Linked DNA regions of Mus musculus: region 1 is linked to region 2. Evidence: chromatin loops called from intact Hi-C (ENCODE). Cell type or tissue: left cerebral cortex. All regions are shown on one strand. Each heading gives the region's core, and the rest is flanking DNA. Links, peaks and the distances in the headings are about the cores only.

Region 1 (4,397 bases), core at 111-4,110, 690 kb after region 2:
ACCTCCTCAGTATCTCTGCGAGCCGCTGACTCCTCTTCTCCTTCTCCCTCTGCGTCCTGGTTTCACAGGAATAAAACCAAGAATTAGCTCCTCGCTCCAACATGCTGGGCCCTGTTGGAGCTGCGGACAGGGCTCTCTCCTGATGGCTGCTGCTCTAAGGCCTTGCCGGAAGGATCTACACACTTAGACACCTGGGCGCAAAGGCTGCCTGCTGTCTGGAGTTATTCTAGGTCTGCAGTGGAAAGGGAGGCATAGGATTAACCCCAGGATAGTCTTGGCCCAAGAGGATTGTGCTACATTCTCTAACCCCAGCCCCTCCCAACAGGCAACTTTAAAAGACAGGAGGCAGCCTAGTTGAAGTCTATTTACATTTATATTCTTCCTTTCACCTCCCAAATAATCATTTTCCTAACGCTTCACTCTCCAAATGATCCTTTTAGACGTAAGGAATCTGCCATGCTCATGGCTGAGTTTGAATCACAGTACTGGTAGCTGTATCAAGAACTACACGCTGTCTACATGTGGTAGGTGCACTTCCTACCACCCATTCCGGTGCCTGCAGCCTCTTTGCAGTAAAGCTACAGGTGCGGAGTCAAGGCCACTTGTTGTTTGACAGCCTCTCTCCCTTCCAGGAAACCGAATCCTGCATGATGTTTTTTGAAAGAGCTTAGTCCTTTTGTGTTTTAAAAGAACTCTAAAAGCTTCAACGTGATCCTTAGACTAAGTAGCGCAGTCTCATACAGGACCCCTCTCCCCTGATCCACGCCTAGTGTCCATTTAATGAAACCAGATTACAAGGGATTATTGCTGGCTTGAGGGAGGCTGCTGCCACAAACAATGTGTCACTCAAGATTTCGTGGCTATAATACAGTTGTGTCCAGCTTGCCTTCATGTTCACATCCACTTGGAAACTCTCTGTCCCTGTGGTTCACCTCATGTCAGCACCCTGGATGGCTGCTTCTTACAGGGGCTCTTGTCTGGCTTCTCTGCAGGCGTGTAGACAAGTGAATCACAGCAGCAGGGTTCTTCTTCCTTTCTTGGCCCCCGGGTGATCATGAACCTGTCATGAGGAGTGATCTGAAGCTCTGATGTTGTAGGCTTTTTCTGAGTCAGGAAATTGGGGGACAAAGTCTACTGCCACCATAATATTTTTTACTGGTTTGGGTCCTAGAAGGAATGAGATCTTCTGTAGCATGCATGTGGAAGATTTGCTTCAACCTCACGGGTGACCTTGCTAAGATATTTCTCGTGCTAAGATATTTTCGCCATGCTGACCCTGGAGAGACTTGACCCTTCTAGATTAGTCAACCCCTGGAGATAGCAAAAGGACTTTCAAGAGAGTTTGCTTTTTTTTTTTTTAATGAGCAAATCCAGCAACCCAGAGCCCACCCTCAGTCACCTCTTTACCAGGCTCTTAGACTTGGGGAGGGGGGTTGTCATTGTTCACCTGCCCTTATCACCTTAGATCAGGCACCAGACGTGAGGAACAGAACCTACACTTATCCCAGAAACCCTAAAATTATTCAGATCTGTCAACCCTAAATGGGATACCTTGCCTTCAATGTTGCCATAGAAACCACAATAAAGGTTCTAGCTGTATCTTCATCCTCTTGCCCCTTGCTTCCTTCCCTTCCCTCCAGCCGGGATGTACTTTCTCTGGAGGGCTTCCCAGTACTGTTGTCTGCCAATCTGTTGGCTTTACCTTATCTGAGTAATAATAAAAACTACACTTAATAAATACATATTGAAAGTATAAAGAGGGGCTGGGCTGGGATGATATGGTAAAGGCCTGTGCGCTTCAGAGCCAAGGCGAGGAAGCCAGAATCCCAGCTGTGTTCTTAGCACCAGCCATTTCCCTAACTGGACTCCTCGTTAAAACTTCTGGGAGAAACTCAAGAAGAACGAAGACCAAAGTGTGGACACTTTGCCCCTTCTTAGAATTGGGAAAAAAAACACCCATGGAAGAAGTTACAGAGACAAAATTTGGAGCTGTGACGAAAGGATGGACCATCTTGTGATTGCCATATCCAGGGATCCATCCCATAATCAGCCTCCAAACGCTGACACCATTGTATACACTAGCAAGATTTTGCTGAAAGGACCCAGATATAGCTGTCTCTTGTGAGACTATGCCGGGGCCTAGCAAACACAGAAGTGGATGCTCACAGTCAGCTATTGGATGGATCACAGGGCCCCCAATGGAGGAGCTAGAGAAAGTACCCAAGGAGCTAAAGGGAACTGCAACCCTATAGGTGGAACAACAATATGAACTAACCAGTACCCTGGAGCTCTTGTCTCTAGCTGCATATGTATCAAAAGATGGCCTAGTTGGCTATCACTGGAAAGAGAGGCCCATTGGACTTGCAAACTTTATATGCCCCAGAACAGGGGAACGCCAGGGCCAAAAGGGGGGAGTGGGTGGGTAGAGGAGTGGGGGGGGGGTATGGGGGACTTTTGGATAGCATTGGGAAATGTAAATGAGGAAAATACCTAATTAAAAAAAAAAAAAAAAGGAAAAAAAAAACTTCTGGGAGAAATGTCGCCACCTTATGGTACTTTGTGGCCACTGTTCTCCCAGGTTTGCTGTTAATTATACTTATTTATTGATTTTTGGAAACGATTTGTAGTTCTCTTGTATTCCCAGCAAAGTAAAGCAAAAAAGTACAGACTCTCCACATCCTGCTCTGCATGTGGCCTCACTCAGTGTCCACACCCTTGCCCATAGGCGGCTCACATGTTGGCAGCATCTCCCAGCAGAGTGTGCATTGTTTCAGTGAGATCACCCTCCAGGGCCCTGGCACAGTCGGCTTCAGCCTGTATTGTGCCATCTGTGTGTTTGAAAGAATGGGCAAGAACAACTGTCTACCATTGTACCGTCATAAAGAACTGCTTCACGGTCCCGGACACCTCTGCTCTCTGTTCACACCCCACCCCCAGACCCTGGCACACATCTTTTGTTGCAGGCCAATTTTTACTCAAAGGCTTTGCTCAGTGACCCACTTTATTTGTGTTAGGTACATAATAGAGAACAATGATGAATAAGACAGTCACCCTCCCAACTGCAAGGAGGAGGCGAAGGTAGGGTCAGGTAAAAAAAAAATCAAGAACGCAAATGCAAGGAATCGTGATGTCTCATAGCTGGAAAGATACCTGTAAAGACTGTGGGCAGGGCTACCTCAAAGAGAGTGGGAAGAGGCACATCTAAGCCAAAGCCTCTGGGATGAAAATAAGTTAGATACTGGGCTGAAGAGATGGCTCAGTGGGTAAGGGCATTAGCTACCAAGCCTGAAGACCTGAGTTTAATATGGGGCATAGATGGTAGAAGGAGGGAACTGTTTCCTGATGGCCTCTGATTTCCATATGCAATGCACACATAAATAAAACACACACACACACAATTTTAATGAAGTTGAAAAGAAGTCAGATAATATTCATGAGCTACTGGGAAGACTAGAGTGTAAGGATCTGAGAGCTTGATGAATTAGCACACAGGCTTTAGGATGCAGGCCATAGGGCAATGTTAAGAGAGCATTGGGCACTTGGTCTTGCTGGCATGCCTACCGGGTATGATTTTGATTAGGTTCATCGATGTTGGAAAAACCCTGTCCCCTGTGGGTGGCATCATTTTCTGTCCTGAGATCCTAGACTGTATAAAAACCGAGAAAGTGAGCTGAGCACAGACATCCCCCACGCTCTGACCAGCTGCCTTCAGATCCAGCTACCGCAACATCTCCACCACGATGGGCCATACCTTTGAACTGTGAGCCAAAATGAACCCTTCCGCCTTAAGGTGCTCTCTGCAGCCTATTTATTTAATCACACCACCACCAAAGGAATTACCGAGCTTCATTTGCTAAGGGAAACTCCTGAATCCACTGGAGTGATAAGGTAAGATAGACAGTTTAAGAAGTGTCCTGGATAGTTTTATGTCAACTTGATGAAAACTAAAGTTATTTGAGAGGAGGAGCCTCAACTGAGGAAATGCCTCCACGAGACAGGGCTGCAGGCAGGCCTGTAGGGCATTTTCATAATTAGTGATTGATGTGGGCAGGTCCATCCCATTGTGGGTGGTGTCAACCCTGGGTTTGTAGTCCTGGGCTCTATAAGGAAGCAGGCTGAGCAAGCCTTCCAAGGCCTCTGCATCAGCTCCTGCCTCCAGGTTTTTGGCCCTGTTTGAGTTCCTCTCATGCCTTTCTTCAGTGATGAACAGAGACACATGGAAGTAGTTACCCTAACTACAAGACGCCCTCATTTGATGCTACCGTAGGTTTATCTTCCCTGTACCATCTGTTCACTCTCCTTAAAACTCTCTTTCTTGAAGCATTTGGCCATGTTACATAATGCCGAGATAAACTCCCAAGCCTGTCTTTACAAGGACTACAGACAGTGTCTTATCT
Region 2 (4,397 bases), core at 296-4,295:
TTGAGAGCATCTGACCTCAGGTCCACACTCCTCTTTGCCTCCAGCAACAAGCCCCTCTACACTCAACCAGGGAAAGAGGACCACTGGACCAAGTCCTTGTTGATACACAGCCTGAGACATGCCAGGACAGGTATGTGAACACGAGCATACTGTGAGCTGAGATTCCTTGGTGGGGAAAGCCACAGCTCACCTGTGTGAAGACCCTGCAAAGCTGACTGATGAGAACGTCCATGCTTGTGGAGAGTTGGAATGTTGCAGATGATGAGAAAGAGAGATGCTCTTGGATCCACTTAGCCCCCTGAACAGTACTCCTGGACCATCTCTGTGTGTGACTTAGCATTGTTTTTAACTACCAGATGCCATTGTCTATGGAATGCACTAACAAATCCTAGCTACCACCAACCCAAAAGCTAAGAATTTAACCGGTTGTCAGGCAATACCTGATGCCTTTAACACAAATGTCTTTGCTCTGCTGTAACCCGCCTACCTCATGTTCCCACCAATGTACTTTAAGAGTGTCTTAGCGTATGACTTTTTTTATTCCATGTCATTAAATACTTGGGAACCAAAATCCTACCATGTTAGAACATGATATTTAGGGAAACCTGAATTGTGTTTCTGAGCTATAATCACTCAGATTTGACTTCAGAATAAACTATCTCCTTCATTCTTTGAAGCAAGAATTCTTTTCATCAATAATATACAGGCAGTCAGACACACACTACACATCTAGGCACACCCGGACATGTCTCTCTCTCTCTCTCTCTCTCTCTCTCTCTCTCTCTCTCTCTCTCTCACACACACACACACACACACACACACACACACACCCTTCCAGGTAAACATAGTCCACACACAAGCAGCCCCTTCCTGGTGTGCCTTTAGCAGGGGACTTTTCCTGGTTCACACACACCTGTGCTGGCTCTGCCAGCTACAAGGTCAGCTAATGCCTCTGTGGACATTGTGTGTTACTTAGGAACAGACTCTCTGCCCAGGTGCCATGTGCTCTTTGAGTTCCCAGACTTCTCTGTGTGCCCAGGGTTCTCTGTGGTAGATTCCCTGTCTGAGGACCCTGTGCCCCTGGCCTTTCCCAGGGACAAGTCTGGGTATCCTGTACAAGTTCAGGTCACCAGATCATTCAAGTTCCAGCCCATATGAGCATCCTTACTAATGCCCTTCAGAGAATCTTCCAGCATCCTGGCTTGCCCTCCTTGCTTCCTTGTCTATGGTTTAGAGATGATGGAAAACCAAAATGAGTGTGGAGAGTTCTTATGGCCCTATGAACTCTAGGTCTCAGCTCGGCTGTCACCTCAGCTACCCCTCTGGGAGTGCATGCCCCTGTCCTTCAACTGCACATGCCCCAGTGAGGCAGACTCACGATGGCAGCTTAATTCCTCAGTAGAGACTGGACTGAGCACTTTATTATCAACTATTGAAATTATCGTGACAGCCATTTGAATCACCATGGTGATCGGCAGTTTTCAAATGGGAAAAAGGAGACACAGAGAGTGAGTGACTTTTGGAGGTCTGCCCAGCTGCTAAGCAACGGAACCAGGGTCCAATTCAGGCAGGTGCCTCGAGAGCAGACAACGAAAGAAAGGCATGATGGGAGCTTTGGAGGTTCAAGGTAAACAAAAATCAAGGAAGAGGTGAACAGCCAGGCAAAGTCGAAGATAAAACAAGAAAAAAAAAAAAAAAAAAAAAAAAAAAAGCAGATGCCTGTGACCAAAGCCCAGGGAAGAAGCCAGTGGGAAACAGAGAAAAATCGCCACTTCCTGGGGACATTACAGAGAGAGAGAGAGGATGCAAGGAAAGGCACCAGTGAAGCCCCTCTGCTTCAGGGCAAAAGCTCCTATTCACAGCTCTCCACACACCCTACCCCAAGATGGCAGCAGAGAGCAGCGAGAACAAAGGGAGCCGCAGACAGTGTTGGATGTCCCTTTACTAGGACAGTCAGTTTGCTAGCATCCACTTGTCTCCATAAATTATGCCCATTAAATAAAATGTTTGCGTTATCTACATTCTTTATTATTTTATGGATCGGCTCCATGAAAGAGTATCTTCCTTTAGCTTTAAGTATCCCTCTCTGCCAACTTCCAAATTCATTTCACTCTCCTATCATCTCTGGTCATGACTCCCAACCTGCTGAGTAAGCAAAGCTTTGTGATAGCACTGTTGAGAGAGTTCCCTTCCTCTTCTATGAATGAGGTGATGTGATGTTCAGAAAATGCTCTCATTTGGTAGATTCTCAGCAATAAAGAGGGGCAGACGACCTTAAATGAGATCTGATCCCAGCTAGTCTGTCCCACTCTGCTTGGGCAAACCTGAGAATTTTAAGCCACAAGTCAAGAGTGCTAATTTGCTTCCAATTGGGTTAATAACTAGTTATTTACTGGTCATAGAAACGTTTGGAGCCGATTGAGGTTGGCCTGACATAAATAGCCATCTAAAATGCCCTTGAGATGCCCTGGTTAAATGTAGCCTGAGGCTCATGCTTGCTGATCTTAGATTTCTATTAGAAGAGGAGAAAGAGGAGGAGGAGAAAGAGGAAGAGGAGGGAGAAGAGGAATTTGTTGTTGTTGTTGTTGTTGTTTTATTCTGAACACTCCTGCATCTATGATAGGGTCATGTCTTGATAAACTTGTAGCAAACTGAAAATACCACAGGCTGCAAATGTACCAAGTGTAGCTAACTTACTGAACATCATAACAAACACACTGCTCAGCTCAGTACCCTCTGCAGTGATGAGCAGGTAACTGGGAGAGCAGATTCCTGCCACTGTCCAGCATGCCTAGAAAAGCCAGGATTTCCATGTTTATGTAGGAACTAACATTGGCTTCTTCTAAATGTCTATCTCCTTCACATCAGAGGGAAGTTAAAAAGTCACTACATAGAACCTTGATAGTAAGAAATTCTGGTTTTGGTTTCTTAATTTTTAAGTTTTCATTGCTTACCTGTGTTATACAGGGCCATTAACTATAATTTACTTGCAAACATATATAAACACCAAGAAGCATGTGTTGCAACAGACCTGAGACATAAGTCATCCCACCACAATGTAATCGGTGTTTTTGTTGTTATTGTTATTTGTACACTCCATAATAACCTTTCAAACAGATGGGGGAATGGTATCTCTTGGTTCTGAGTTGCATTTCTCCACTGATTAGTGATGTCGATCCCTCTTCCTCCTCCTCCTCCTCCTCCTCCTCCTCCTCCTTCTCTTTCTTCTCCTCCTCCTCTTCATGTTTTTGGTTTTTTGAGATTATAACATAATTACATCATTTCTCCTTTCTCACCTACAAACCCTCTCTTATACCTCCCCCATTCTCTTTAAAGTCATGAGTCCTTTTCTGTAACAATTGCTACATGTGTATGTTCCTAAATACATAAACACAACCTGATCCATCTGTATGATGTTACTTGTGAATACACACACACACACACACAAACACACACACACACACACACACACACACACACACACACATATATATGCTTCATTACTGACTGTTTTGTTATCAGAGAGCCAACTGGTGTGCTCTTCCCTGGGGAAGACTACTTTCCCAGCATTCCTCAGTTGCCTGTGGTTGAGGCCTTGTGGGCTTCCCCATTCACATCAACATCTCTATTGTTGTCCTTGTTCCGGTTTGTTTAGGAAGCCACGTTGGTGGTGAGACTTTATGGGTGTGGTTCTGATACTTGCAGCAGACAGTCTCCCAGCAAACTCCCTGTTCCTTTGGCTCTCACAATCTTTCAGTCCTCCTGTTTTTCAATGATTCCCTAAGTCTTAGATACAGGAGTTATGTTGTAATGTATCAGTTGGGAATGGGCTGTATGACTCTACATTTTGATTGATTGTGGCTTTCTATAATAGTTTCTGTCTATTGCAAAGAGAAGTTTCATCATGAGAGGTGATAACTACACTTGTCTGTGGACATTGGACAGATGGCTTAGTAAAGGGACAGTTGTGGGTTCTCCTCCAAGATCCCTGATTTTATTAGCCCTGGGCACTTGGCTAGGTTTCCAGTGCCCGGCACAATCTTTATCATGAGTATCATAAAGGGTCTGAATGTGTGATCTCAGCATCCAGAACAACCAGTTGTTCAGTAAGAGCCTGGACTACATAAAACATTTCAAGACTCGCCTGGGTTATGTTGCAAGAACTTGCCTCAAAAACAAACAAACAAACAAACAAACAAACAAAAAACCCCAAGAGTCAGCACATGTGTATCAGTGGCAGAGAACTTGCCCGGCATGCACAAGGCACTGGGTTCCATACTAGGTGCTTAGAAACAGAGAAAAGAAAGTACTAGAAGAACACATTATTATGATATATCATAATGTATTACTATGTACATATACACATACATACATATGTGTATACATACATACATACA

Evidence for each region. A loop is a pair of places that touch in the nucleus more often than their neighbours do. Peaks named below come from ENCODE experiments on the same cell type or tissue, not always from the same donor. Only the 100,000 strongest peaks of a DNase experiment are listed, where the experiment ranks them.
Region 1: it touches region 2 in a loop (2.6-fold over the local background); 2 of 42 quality-filtered maps call a loop at or near these places.

Annotation. Positions count from the first base shown.
Region 1 is chr7:65,635,752-65,640,148 of GRCm38, forward strand. No RefSeq gene overlaps it. Among named protein-coding and RNA genes, the nearest start is that of Tarsl2, 6.9 kb to the right of the region's middle. In left cerebral cortex, for the core only: a CTCF peak has its summit at 2,590; a DNase peak (open chromatin) is centred at 2,857; H3K27ac peaks cover 1,423 bases.
Region 2 is chr7:64,948,754-64,953,150 of GRCm38, forward strand. All of the region lies in intron 2 of Fam189a1 (family with sequence similarity 189, member A1), which reads right to left. Among named protein-coding and RNA genes, the nearest start is that of Nsmce3, 78 kb to the left of the region's middle. In left cerebral cortex, for the core only: a CTCF peak has its summit at 1,894 (motif pointing right); a DNase peak (open chromatin) is centred at 1,891.